2 separate regions of the Homo sapiens genome follow, and region 2 is linked to region 1. The links are chromatin contacts, found by Hi-C or POLR2A ChIA-PET in ENCODE. All regions are on one chromosome and are shown on one strand. Each heading gives the region's core, a stretch centred on a gene start or an enhancer-like site at or near the end of the contact. The rest is flanking DNA. Distances are from core to core; before and after follow the strand shown.

Evidence for each region. A loop is a pair of places that touch in the nucleus more often than their neighbours do. ChIA-PET counts read pairs that join two places held with the same protein, here RNA polymerase II (POLR2A). Pooled maps may share reads with other maps.
Region 2: a loop to region 1 is called in a map of ascending aorta, with 2.4 times the contacts of the local background. The contact joins two enhancer-like sites. A Hi-C loop is called at or near these places in 4 of 168 maps with a recorded cell type or tissue (IMR-90, ascending aorta, heart right ventricle and 1 more) and 9 of 50 pooled maps. POLR2A ChIA-PET finds 5 or more read pairs at or near these places in 1 of 52 experiments (AG04450).

What each region holds. Positions count from the first base shown.
Region 1 is chr9:88,599,481-88,606,215 of GRCh38, forward strand. No RefSeq gene overlaps it. Among named protein-coding and RNA genes, the nearest start is that of LINC02843, 49 kb to the right of the region's middle. Within about 2 kb of position 5,456, at least 4 of the 41 ENCODE cell types and tissues checked have a DNase peak (open chromatin) inside an H3K27ac peak, as active enhancers do; they include ascending aorta, where a contact is called at or near this core.
Region 2 is chr9:88,777,549-88,784,692 of GRCh38, forward strand. No RefSeq gene overlaps it. Among named protein-coding and RNA genes, the nearest start is that of MIR4289, 35 kb to the left of the region's middle. RefSeq lists a silencer at 534-773. Within about 2 kb of position 4,728, at least 9 of the 41 ENCODE cell types and tissues checked have a DNase peak (open chromatin) inside an H3K27ac peak, as active enhancers do; they include ascending aorta, where a contact is called at or near this core.

The sequences.
Region 1 (6,735 bases), core at 4,206-6,705:
ATGTAAATGGGCTAAATACCCCAATTAAAAGACACAAACTGGCAAATTGGATACTCAAGACCCATCAGTGTGCTGTATTCAGGAGACCTATCTCATGTGCAAAGACACACATAGGCTCCAAATAAAGGAATGGAGGAAGATCTACCAAGCAAATGGAAAGCAAAAAAAAAGCAGGGGTTGCAATCCTAGTCTCTGATAAAACGGACTTTAAACCAACAAAAATCAAAAGAGACAAAGAAGACCATTACATAATGGTAAAGGGATCAATTCAACAAAAGAGCTAACTATCCTAAATATATATGCACCCAATACAGGAGCACCCAGATTCATAAAGCAAGTCCTTCCAGACCTACAAAGAGACTTGGACTCCCACACAATAATAATGGGAGACGCTAACACCCCACTGTCAATATTAGACAGATCAACCAGACAGAAGGTTAATAAGGATATCCAGGACTTGAACTCAGCTCTGCACCAAGCAGACCTAATTGACATCTACAGAACTCTCCACCCCAAATCAACAGAATATACCTTCTTCTCAGGACCACATCGCACTTATTCCAAAATTGACCACAGAGTTGGAAGTAAAGCACTCCTCAGCAAATGTAAAAGAACAGAAATCACAACAAACTGTCTCTCAGACCACAGTGCAATCAAATTAGAACTCAGGATTAAGAAACTCATTCAAAACTGCACAACTACATGCAAACTTAACAACCTGCTCCTGAACGACTACTGGGTAAATAACAAAATGAAGGCAGAAATAAAGAGTTCTTTGAAACCAATGAGAAAAAAGACACAACGTACCAGAATCTCTGGGACACATTTAAAGCAGTGTGTAGAGGGAAATTTATAGCACTAAATGTCCACAAGAGAAAGCAGGAAAGATCTAAAATCGACACCCTAACATCACAATTAAAAGAACTAGAGAAGCAACAGCAAACACATTCAAAAGCTAGCAGAAATAACTAAGATCAGAGCAGAACTGAAGGAGACAGAGACACAAAAAGCCCTTCAAAAAATAATGAATCCAAGAGCTGGTTTTTTGAAAAGATCAACAATATTGATAGACTGCTAGCAAGACTAATAAAGAAGAAAAGAGAGAAGAATCAAATAGACGCAATAAAAAATGATAAAGGGGATATCACCACCGATCCCACAGAAATACAAACTACCATCAGAGAACACTATAAACACCTCTATGCAAATAAACTAGAAAATCTGGAAAAAATGGATGAATTCCTGGACACATACACCCTCCCAAGACTAAACCACGAAGAAGCAGAATCTCTGAATAGACCAATAACAGGATCTGAAATTGAGGTAATAAGTAATAACCTTCCAACCAAAAAAAGTCCAGAACCAGACAGATTCACAGCCAAATTCTACCAGGGGTACAAAGAGGAGCTGGTACCATTCCTTCTGAAACTATTCCAATCAATAGAAAAAGAGGGAATCCTCCCTAACTCATTTTATGAGGCCAGCATCATCCTGATACCAAAGCCTGGCAGAGACACAACAAAAAAAGAGAATTTTAGACCAATATCCCTGATGAACATCGATGCAAAAATCCTCAATAAAATACTGGCAAACTGAATCCAGCAGCACATCGAAAGGCTTATCCACCATGATCAAGTCAGCTTCATCCCTGGGATGCAACGCTGGTTCAACATACGCAAATCAATAAACGTAATCCATCACATAAACAGCACCAATGACAAAAACCACATAATTATCTCAATAGCTGCAGAAAAGGCCTTTGACAAAATTCAACAGCCCTTCATGCTAAAAACTCTCAATAAACTAGGTATTGATGGAACGTATCTCAAAATAATAAGACAAACCCACAGCCAATATTTATGACAAACCCACAGCCAATATCATACTGAATGGGAAAAAACTGGAAGCATTCCCTCTGAAAACCAGCACAAGACAAGGATGCCCTCTCTCACCACTTCTATTCAACATAGTGTTAGAAGTTTTGGTCAAGGCAATCAGGCAAGAGAAAGAAATAAAGGGTATTCAATTAGGAAAAGACGAAGTCAAATTGTCCCTGTTTGCAGATGACATGATTGTATATTTAGAAAACCCCATCATCTCAGCCCAAAATCTCCTTAAGCTGATAAGCAACTTCAGCAAAGTCTCAGGGCACAAAATCGATGTGCTAAAATCACAAGCATTACTATACATCAATAACAGACAAACAAAGAGCCAAATCATGAGTGAACTCTCATTCACAATTGCTACAAAGAGAATAAAATACCTAGGAATCCAACTTATAAGGGATGTGAAGGACTTCTTCAAGGAGAACTACAAACCACTGCTCAACGAAATAAAAGAGGACACAAACAAATGGAAGAACATTCCATGCTAATGGATAGGAAGAATCAATATCGTAAAAATGGCCATACTGCCCAAGGTAATTTATAGATTCAATACCATCCCCATCAAGCTACCAATGACTTTCTTCACAGGATTGGAAAAAACTGCTTTAAAGTTCATATGGAACCAAAAAAAAGCCCACATTGCCAAGACATTCCTAAGCAAAAAGAACAAAGCTGGAGGCATCAAACTATACTACTGACTTCAAACTATACTACGAGGCTACAGTAACAAAAACAACATGGTACTGGTACCAAAACAGATATATAGACAAATGGAACAGAACAGAGGCCTCAGAAATAACACCACACATCTACAATCATCTGATCTTTGACAAACCTGACAAAAACAAGAAATTGGGAACAGATTCCCTATTGATTAAATGGTGCTGGGAAAACTGGCTAGCCATATGTAGAAAGCTGAAACTGGATCCCTTCCTTACACCTTATACAAAAATTAATTCAAGGTGGATTAAAGACTTAAATGTTAGACCTGAAACCATAAAAACTCTAGAAGAAAACCTAGGCAATACCATTCAGGACATACACATGGGCAAGGACTTCATGACTAAAACACCAAAAGCAATGGCAACAAAAGCCAAAATAGATGAATGGGATCTAATTAAAGAGCTTTTGCACAGCAAAAGAAACTACCATCAGAGTGAACAGGTAACCTACAGAATGGGAGAATATTTTTGCAATCTACCCATCTGACAAAGGGCTAATATCTAGAATCTACAAAGAACTTAAACAAATTTTCAAGAAAAAAACAAACAAACCCATCAAAAAGTGGGCAAAGGATGTGAACAGACACTTCTCAAAAGAAGACATTTATGCAGCCAGCAGACACATGAAAAAATGCTCATCATCACTAGTCATCAGAGAAATGCAAATCAAAACCACAATGAGATACCATCTCACACCAGTTAGAATGGCAATCATTAAAAAGTCATGAAACAACAGATGCTGGAGAGGATGTGGAGAAATAGGAACACTTTTACACTGTTGGTGGGAGTGTAAATTAGTTCAACCATTGTGGAAGACAGTGTGACGATTCCTCAAGAATCTAGAACTAGAAATACCATTTGACCCAGTGATCCCATTACTGGGTATATACCCAAAGTATTATAAATCATGCTACTATAGAGACACATGCACAAGTATGTTTGTTGCGGCACTATTCACAATAACAAAGACTTGGAACCAACCCAAATGTCCATCAATGATAGACTGGATTAAGAAAATGTGGCACATATACACCATGGAACACTATGCAGCCATAAAAAATGATGAGTTCATGTCCTTTGTAGGGACATGGATGAAGCTGGAAACCATCATTCTCAGCAAACTATCACAAGGACATAAAAGCAAACACCGCATGTTCTCACTCATAGGTGGGAATTGAACAATGAGAACACTTGGACACAGGGAGGGGAACATCACACACCAGGGCCTGTCGTGGGGTGGGGGGCTGGGGGAGGGATAGCATTAGGAGAAATACCCAATGTAAATGATGAGTTAATGGGTGCAGCAAACCAACATGGCACATGTATAACTACGTAACAACCCTGCACATTATGCACATGTATCCTAGAACTTAAAGTATAATAATAAAAAAAGAATATATTATATACTTGTAAATTGCCAAGAGAGTAGATTTTAAGGAGTTTAAGTGTTCTCATCACAAATTATGTTTGAGGTAATGGAAATGTTAAATAGCTTGATTTATCCATTGCACCAACACTATATTGTACAATGTAAGTATATATAATTTTGACTTACCTAATAAATAATTTTTTGAAAAGAATAAGATACATCTATATGCGCTGACATAAAAGAATAGACATGATATATTGTTGAGTGAAAATAAGTGGCATATAAATTTTTGTCTGATATAAATTTTTAAAATCATGCAGTTTAATTTATTCCTTCCATAGACAAGTGAATAACATGGAAAAAGGTTGAGAAACATTGCATGGAGTATTTATTTTTGGTTCCCAATAATTTCCTTGCTACTCCAAATAAAGAACTGTTTTTTTCAGAATCACCTCAACTATGTTCAACTTCTATCTTGTTAGATGGGGGAGAGCAGCCACCCTCACTCTTGGGTGAGGGAGGCTCACTCAGGGATCACTGTCCTTCGCTGCCTTGTGTTCAGTCTAGAGAGTCTAAGTAATGTTTCTGAGGACACATAGCTTATAAGACACAAAGCGATACTAGACTCAGGTCTGTCTGTTTCAAGGACCCACAATTGTAATCTTCACACCATAAAGCCAATGAGAGTGTATTTCAACAAAAAAAGAAATCATATAATCAAGTCTCTATAAATGCCCTTAACTAAGATTTTCAGCCCACTGTGTCACCATGGAACTCACTCTTAATTCTTGGATACAGGACAAAAACCAAGGTGAATCACTGACTTACTTGCTTCCTCCGTATGAACAGCTATTGTAGGCAGCAGGAGTAATATGGTGATAGGCCTGCATTGCAATAGCAAGGTCAGCAGTTGCTATTAAATCTTGACAGACCCCACTGTGGGACAAAAAGCATGCTTGCCACGCCAAGACTAGATAAGATCCAGAAAAACCCCAGTGTCCACCTATGTTCTAGACTGAAGTCCACAGATCTGGTCCACAAGTCTCAGAAGGCTTCATCTTATCCCTGAAGCTTTCTAATTATAGTCTTTTCCAATCAGGGTCCCAAAAGAGAATTAGCCTACAGACAAGTGATTTCGTTGACTAATTCTCCATTTCCCAAGAATGCAACATAGCTAGTACCATTGTAGATGGAGAGGAGATAAGCTAATTTGTTACATGTTTGGTTGCCTTAATGGACTGGAGCTTTATTCTATCAGTAATCCTTACTGAGAAAGGTCAATTGAAGTTTCCAATCTAACTTGGTTTATGGTGGGAGTACACAAGGTAGATGTGGAGTCTTCTGCTTTATCTGGGAAGAAATATCTGGCTGTATTTGAATGGGCACTGAACCTGAGCCCCATGAGCCCAGTAAAAGAGTGTGGCCTCATCTGGGCTGGGCTAGACATGCCCCTTTCCCAACCAGCCCTTCCTGAATCATTGGGTGAGGATGCTTATCCAGGCCAGCAGAAGACTCAGGGTTATTTTGGGAAGGACAGACACACATCCTTGTCCTGAGATAGGGCAGGCTATGATCACCGGAATGCAAACGTTAAACTTGTCACTTCCAAGATGTGCTCAACTCTCCTCCTCCCGCTGAAATTCAGTTCCCATAAATGGACAGAGAGCTAATTTCCCTTGGCTTCATCTCAAGACCAGGTCACTATGTTCCCAAAGTCTAGCTTAGCTCAAATGTCTTTACCTACTAAGGTTATTTTTCTGCTGCTGTGGTGGAATTGCTATTTTCAGTAGCTGAGAAAAATTCAATATTTATTTTTCTTGGTGGGAAATCCACAGTGAAGTAGGTGGTTCCTGGAAGCTGTTTATTCCCCCTATTGCATTGTCTTGAGCAAATGACCATGATTAATAATATTTAAAGGGATTAATCTCATTCTGCAGGAGGCAAGCAGTAGAGCAGATAGATATAAATAGAAATATTGAAACAGATATAAATATAGATATCTCTTGCCCATTTTAATTCTACATATTTACAGCTTCAGGGCATAATACAAATGGACAAAGAACCTAGCCAGCAGAAACCGAATAAAATTCCAACAGGGAGATTTATTACTGCCTCTGGAAGTAAATCATAGTTGATATTCTGGACTGAGTTTACTCTGAGCATGTGATCTTACTCAATCAGATCATGCTAAATATAGACTTGGAGAGGACTCATGGCAGAACGTTGACTGAGGCCATAAGCTGCCATCTGGATTTTTTGTATCTTTTTTCAGAAAACAGTGAATTCACCCCGGCATTCAGCTTCCGTAAGATCAAGCACAGAGGTCATCTGCTGCGGATTTGTAGAGGAAAGTTCACACTGCTGTGAAAATATATTCCCAGTTATATTTGAATTTCTAGTTTTAGGACAAAATTCTGCTATCTTTTTACAAAAAGCCCCCCCTCCCCTTACACCCCATAACACGCCACTCTTTATAGGATTGTCACTCATGATTATGATGACAGGAAGCATTGATGATGACTCATTGATTTTTTTCTATATGCCCCGAGAAGTTGGTGTGATCTTTCTGGAAAAGAAGACCTTCTTTGACACATAATGTTTATGAAAATATCAGAGGTTCAGGTTGGGTAATCTGTCTCAAACTCTCCCTCAAGCCCCTCTACTCCCTCTAGGAAGAACACAACACGAATCCTGCAGGATGACTGAAAACTCCTCTGTTGATCAGGGCATTCAGCAAGCAAGTCTGCACAGCCCTGCT
Region 2 (7,144 bases), core at 3,478-5,977, 180 kb after region 1:
AATTTTGGGGGGAAAGACTAACAATACATGTTTCTTAGCCGTGGCCTTTCCTAATTTCCAAGAGCTGAATCTCATCCTGCTAAGGTCTCCCTGAAACCAGACTGCTCTGCACCCTCCTCCGCACTCCTCCCCACGGCATGACAGTTACTGCCCATCTTCTGAGATAACTTCAAGGCAACTATGGCAGCTTGTTTTATTTTCTCTTCCTGCAACTCTCTCTGATTCTCTCTTTCAGCATTTAAGGATTGTCTTACTCTAATCAGCAACTCCACCAGGAACCTTTTGTGTTTTTTCGCTCTGTTTCTCCCCCACTATTTGGGGCCAGAGCCCTCTGAGCCTCACATAATGAAATTCAGGTCGCTGTGCAGAAAATATTGAGCACAGAGAAACAAACCCCAGGAGGCAAACTCTGAGGCCGGAAGGTAGAATTAGGAGCAGCCAAAAAGGACAGCAGGCGAGTTCAACCGGATGCATGATCATTTCCTGTTCTTAAAATTCCCTTTAATATCCCCAGCCCAGCCCGCTGAGTCGGTGAGAAGCTGGGGAGGAAGAGCCCTGGCTGGGGTCAGGGGCCCAGGCTGCAGGCCCAGCTGGTGGCTCGCTAGTGAGGCCCTGGGGAGACCTCTCAGGCCTGTCTTCAAGTCAGTAAGGAGGGGCCAGTCCTGCAGCTCTACCCTCAGAGCATGGGTGGTGGTGGTGGGGTGTGTGTGTGTGTGTAAGGCAGGTCTGGCTCCAAGCATCAGGAAGTGAGAACTGGGGAGAGATGTCTTTTGTGGGGTTCACACCCTCCCCAGCCGGGTTCTCCCACTCTCCTGGAAGGAACGGGCAGCTAACACCTCAGAGCTCCTGGAACAGGCAGGGGATGCCCACCTCCTTATCTCAGGGAGTAACCTGTGCACAGTCCTGGGAACAGGCACGGTCATCTTAGTGATAGTGACAGTGTGGCCTGGCCTGCAGCAGTGAGTTCTGCACACTTCATTGCGGGGAAGCTGGATGGTAGAAAGTGGAGACATTCAACCAAGATGACGCAGTTGTTTGCAGCCACATGTAGAATTGACGCCTGTCTGAAAACCTCCCCACCATTTGGCCACGATCAGTGCTGACCCTCACTCTGTCCCTGGGCTGTGGCTGACACACACAGGGTCACTGCCAATTGCTCAGGGCTCCTGTCTCTCAATACATGTATTTTCACAAAAAGGACACTCACTAAAGTGATGTCGAGAGCCATCTTGAAGAGGAAGAATAAAAGACAAATAGGCTGGGCGTGGTGGCTCACGCCTGTAATCCCAGCACTTTGGGAGGTTGAGGCGGGCAGATCACGAGGTCAGGAGATTGAGACCATCCTGGCCAACATGGTGAAATGCTGTCTCTACTAAAAATACAAAAAATTAGCTGGGTGTGGTGGCAGGCACCTGTAGTCCCAGCTACTTGGGAGGCTGAGGCAGGAGAATTGCTTGAACCTGGGAAGCAGAGCTTGCAGTGAGCAGAGATTGCAGCACTGCACTCCAGCCTGGGCGACAGAGTGAGACTCTGTCTCAAAAAAAAAAAAAAAAAGACCAATAGTGGAACAGTGGAGTAGAACATGGGTAAAGGGAAGTCCTAACCTGTGCCTCTTAATATCTGGTGTCACTGAGAATATTCATCCTCAGGCTTCTTTTGAACCTATCTCCTTGGCCACATGGAATAGATAAATGAGAGATCAGAGGCTTCTGCTGGACTATGAGTCCACCCCTCTCCCAGGCTTGCTCCCTCCAGCCCTGGGCCTGGATGCCAAGTTCCCTGGGGACATGGATGCCACCCACCAGGATGGGACCATTGGGAGTTTCCTCCAAGAGGGTGGAATATGACCATTGTTCCTGACATTGCTCACTTTAATTAGTCCACTAGATGCTCCAATCCTTGAAGGAAACCATGTTTCATCTCCAGTTTACACACAAGGAACCTGAGGCTTAGAGAGCTCTGACTTTAGGAAGTTACAGGTAAACTTTAGAGCCCACGTTCCCTAACTTTGAGCCCATGGACTCCTCATTTGGAGTTCTCAGGCATAGGGTGGAGAGAGGTGTAGACAAAACCCCAGGGTCATGCTTGATCTGCTGTGCAACATGTTCAGCTGCTCCTGGATAAGTGCAAGGTGTTTATTTATTTATTTATTTTTGAGATGGAGTCTCTCCCTGTCGCCCAGGCTGGAGTGCAGTGGCGTGATCTCGGCTCACTGCAAGCTCCGCCTCCCAGGTTCAAGCAATTCTCCTGCCTCAGCCTCCGTATGAGTAGCTGGGACTACAGGCGCCCACCACCACGCCCGGCTAATTTTTTGCATTTTTAGTAGAGACAGGGTTTCACCGTGTTAGCCAGGATGGTCTCGATCTCCTGACCTCGTGATCCACCCGCCTCGGCCTCCCAAAGTGCTGGGATTACAGGCGTGAGCCACCGCGCCCGGCTGCAAGGTGTTTATTAAAAGGATTCCTGCCTATTAACGAAGACTTATTTTTCACACTTTTATTTCAAAACTTGTTTTTGTCCTTTTTATGTTTCCTAATTGTTAAGAAGTGGCTTTATTTCTCAATTTGAGACATCTTTCTCAACCACAGTGTTTCTTTTTGATATTGATAATTAACTTTTTTTGGCCTGTATTTAATGTTGGAAGGCAAATACTATGTCCCAAACTACACTTTAGAAAATGACGATGGTAAACTTCATCTTTTCACATTTATTGATTACCCAATTATCACTTGGATGCTGCTTTACAGCTCAGATCTTATAATTTCACTTACTCCTCATAAGGACCTCATCAGTGGCTATTATTATTATTATTATTTCCATGAGGGCTCAAGAGCTGATAAGTAATTTGTCCCAAAACCATAGAGCTGGCCCCTAAGCCCAGAATTACAGGCCTGTGTCCATCTCATTCAGCCAGTGTCCCCAAGAACAACCTGCATCTGTCTGCATCAGAACCACCAGAGGTGCTGACTAAAGAATGACGCATATTTACCACTCTACCTGCCTCAGCTACAAAGGACCACCACTCCTATAACTTCAGATCTCCAGGGAGGGGGTTGGAGGAGGCTTTTTAAAAACCTTCACCTCATTTATTTACTTGAAGTACACAAAACAGTAGAGAGAACAATACAATCAAGTGCGTTTTACCTAGCAAACTGCCAGCTTTACCAAATAGAAATGCAGGACATTCAGTTAAGTTTGAATTTCAGGTAAAAAATGGATGACTTTTTAATAAAAATATAACGTCACGTGGGACAATACTTATACCGAAACATCACTGTTTTCCTGGCCATCCAATTTTCACCCTCACTCTGCTCTCTCCCCAGTCCTGGCTTATTTTGAAGCCAATCTCAAAATTCCTAGCATTTCATCTTAAACATGTCAGAATACCACCCTAAAATGTAAGACAATTTTTTTTTAAGAAACACAAACACAGTACCATTATTGCACCTGAAAAACACAACAATAATTCCTTAATACCTAGTCAATGTCTAGTTATCTGGATAAAATAAAATGGTATTTTATAGGTTGTTTGTTGAATCAAAATCCAAATAAGGCTCTTTCATTGTTAATCTATAGTTCTTCTCTCTGCCTGTCTCTGCATACACTTGTTGAGACAACAGGTCATTTATCCTCTCAGGATAGAGTAGCTCTCAGGGTGAATCATGCTTTCTTTTATCAGTTTTGCATCCAGGTGTTGTCATTATCATGTTCCTCTGTCCCACATATTTCCTGTTAGTTCGTAGTTAGATCCAATTAGATAGATCTAGTTAGATCTAGAGGCTTCATCTCCTTCAGGTTTCAATTTTTATTAAGAATATAACCTGGGGGGTGTGTCCATTTAGCAAGAGATACAGAATGGTTGTCTCTTTTTTAGAGATATTAGCAACTGTTGATAATCAATATCTACAGTCATAGTTCTTTAGGTGATCCTGATACATAGTGAGAATAAAAACCATTGCACTTTTCCACATTGCTCAGAGCAGGGCGGCTATGCCTATTGCTTTTTTTTTTTTTTTTTAATTTACTTTTTTAAATGAGCAGTTTCTGTGCTAAGAGGAACTATCTCTGGTCCACAGCCTCACAGGGTTCCCAGAATGAAGTATCCACCCTCCATCGTTCCTGAGCCTGGCCTTCCTCCTGGAGTACTGGCAATAACAGACTCCCTTACTCCTTGCAGCACTGTCCAGATGGTTGATAGCCAGATGTTGAGTGGATTTCTTTTTGAATGGATTTCTCTTTGAATGGATTTCTCTTCAAATGACAGGGGAGTCCTGCTAGTTCAGCATTCTGTTGTATTCAGATGCTCAGTTGACACCTCCCGTCATAGTGTGTGGTAAACTCTTATGAGCCCTCCCTAGCTGTTGAGTGATAACTATATAACCTATGGCCTGAAGTTGGGTTGGCCCAAGGACAAAACTGCTGGATGAGTCACAGTGAGGCCTTATCTTAAATGTGTCCCAAAAAAGAGAAGAAATGAGGACAGGCGGAAACTGTGTGAGTGGGAGGGAGACAGGGCACAGCTGAGGGGCAAAGGCGGCAGGCAGTAATAAGCAACAGAAGAGGGATGAAAGAAGACAGTTATCCAGAAGACTTTTTGGCCTATTTTCTTATGTGTGGGTAAAACACAGCAAGTGGGGCTTGCAAAACAATATTGCCACTGAAAACAGGACGCTGTCTCCATGTGTATGCACAAGGAACCAGATTGCATGTTCTATCTGCCAGCAGGAGGCCCCCTCCACAGGCTCCTGCTGTCTCTGCATTGTTCGGTGAGTCCTTGGAGTAAGCTGCCTGGGAAACAGGAGGCTTCGGCAGACCAGAGCTGGATGGCTGCTGATCAAAGAGGACTTGTGAAGCTACATCTTGTGTGTTATCCTCACTGTGAAGGTCATAGCAGGCTGCACCCAGCATTAGACTGCCCAGGACAATAGAGGAGACTTTATAAAACGTGTGGGTGGGCCAGGTGTGGTGGCTCACGCCTGTAATCCCAGCACTTTGGGAGGCTGAGGTGGGTGGATCACGAGTTCAGGAGTTCAAAACCAGCCTGGCCAAGATGATGAAACCTGGTCTCTACTAAAAATACAGAAAATTAGCCAGGCGTGGTGGCAGGGACCTGTAATCCCAGCTACTCAGGAGGGTGAGGCAGAGAATTGCTTGAACCCAGGAGGCGGAGGTTGCAGTGGGCCAAGTTTGCTCCATTGCACTCCAGCCTGGGCAACAAGAGTGAAACTCCTTCTCAAAACAAAAAAACAAAAAACAAAAAAGTGTGTGGGTGAAGGAGCAGTGCGGCAAGGGGCAGCTGCTGGAAATGAAGAATGGGGAAGGGAAGAGTGGAGGGGAAGACCCCAACCACTGGCTGAGCAAGTCCAGCTTCCTTCTGCTGTGTGGTCTGCAAGATGCACTCTCCTTTTTAAATCCCAACAAAACGCCCATCCCTTTCTAGCATGGTCCGACTGGCTCATTCTTGTTTGGAGGATGAGACCCAGGCTGCGACTGGATTTACAGTGGGCCTGGGGGCAGGAAGAGGCTAGCCCTGTTTTCACAAATGGACAAGAGCGTAAAGAGGCATGAATGGCCACCAACAGTGAACAATGTTTCTGTGCGGATGGTTTCCATCAAAAGGTAGCTTCATTGGGGAATGCCTGCACAGAGGTACCTAATTAGGGATTCCGAGTACTTTTGTGTTTTCATGTCTTTCAAATTAGACTCAGAGAACAAACCGATGACTCTGAACACAATTGACTGCTTTGCTGACACAACAAATAATGGCTTGAATAGTGAAAATTCCAAACCAGGTCTGTGGCCAACCTTTTTGTAACAAAAAGATGACTCAAGTTTGGAAATAGTCACAGCGTCAGTTGTCTGATTGATGGCTGAAGAATGGGAGACAGCAAGGGGTGCTTCACATGCTATTTTCCTCTTTACTTTTCCCTAATTCTTTTATTTTTCTCTCCCAAATAGGAGATTTGCTGGGCTTGATATTTTTACAAAAGAAGAAAATGGAGGAGGAGGGAGAGGTTTAAAGGGGCCACTGTCATTTCACACCCCCATCCTGACCTGCAGCCCTATTTGTCTCCTCTAAGCCTCTTTTCTCACGTCAGTAGGAGGCTGTTTCTCTTCTCTATAAGGGGCTTTTCCTGTTATAACTAAAAGCGAAGGTCCCACGTTCACCACATTCTCCAGTGAGCTGCCAGTGACCAGGGTCTACTGTGCGGCTCCTGGAGGAGGCAGGACTGGCCTGTTGTCATAGACCCCGACTGCTCCCCAGGAAAAAGAGGTAGTGTGGGAGGGGAGTCACTGGTGTGTGTAGTTAGCAGTGGTGGGGAGAGACTTCCTCCCATGGGGGAGTAAAGGGGGATTCGGTTTTAATCTCCTCTTCCTCAATCAGTTGGTGAGAGAGGGATTCCCTCCACTTGGTTAGGCAGATGGACGAATACAGCACACCCAGTGCTGGGCTGGTCAGATGAACAGCATGTAGAATCAAGCCCAGGGGAGGAGGATACCACAGGCCATGTGGGGCCACATGGGGGCTGCACTTGGGAACAGCATGAATAGCCAGGGGCTGTGGAAGGCAAGCTCTGTAGTAACAAGAGAGGGAGCTGCCTCTTGGTTCCAGGGTGAAGTTGTGATTGGTTTTTGTAATAATTCTTCAGGCTGGCAGAGAACCAAAACCTGCTATTCAGGGATAGGCAGGTCACCTGCCATTTGATGAGAAGGTTGTTTGCCAGGAGGTAAGCTGGACACCTCACTGCTGACTTGGAGACTTGTGGTGGTGAGTCCTCAGGCCCTGCCAGAGCTACCATCCTGGGAGGATGCAGACAGGGATCCTTGGGGAGCCTGAGTGCTGTCTCTGCACAGCTCTGCGCTGCTCTCAGAAAGTGCAGAAGAGACCTCAGTGGTTCCTGTCACCTTACATGAAGGGACACAGAAGTCAGCAGAGCACTGTAGGCCAAGGGACTGCCCAGTGGCCAGAGCAAGTCACAGCCCAACCAACGTGGAATAGGACTGAAGAGAGATGTGAGTGTCCCCGAAGGGGCCCGGTCCTCAGTGACTGCGGGTCAGGATGGCATGGATGGTTTGTATTATGCAAGGGCTCCATGCATATCCTAGATCCTAGTAACAGACGCAAATGTACCAGCTTGAGTCA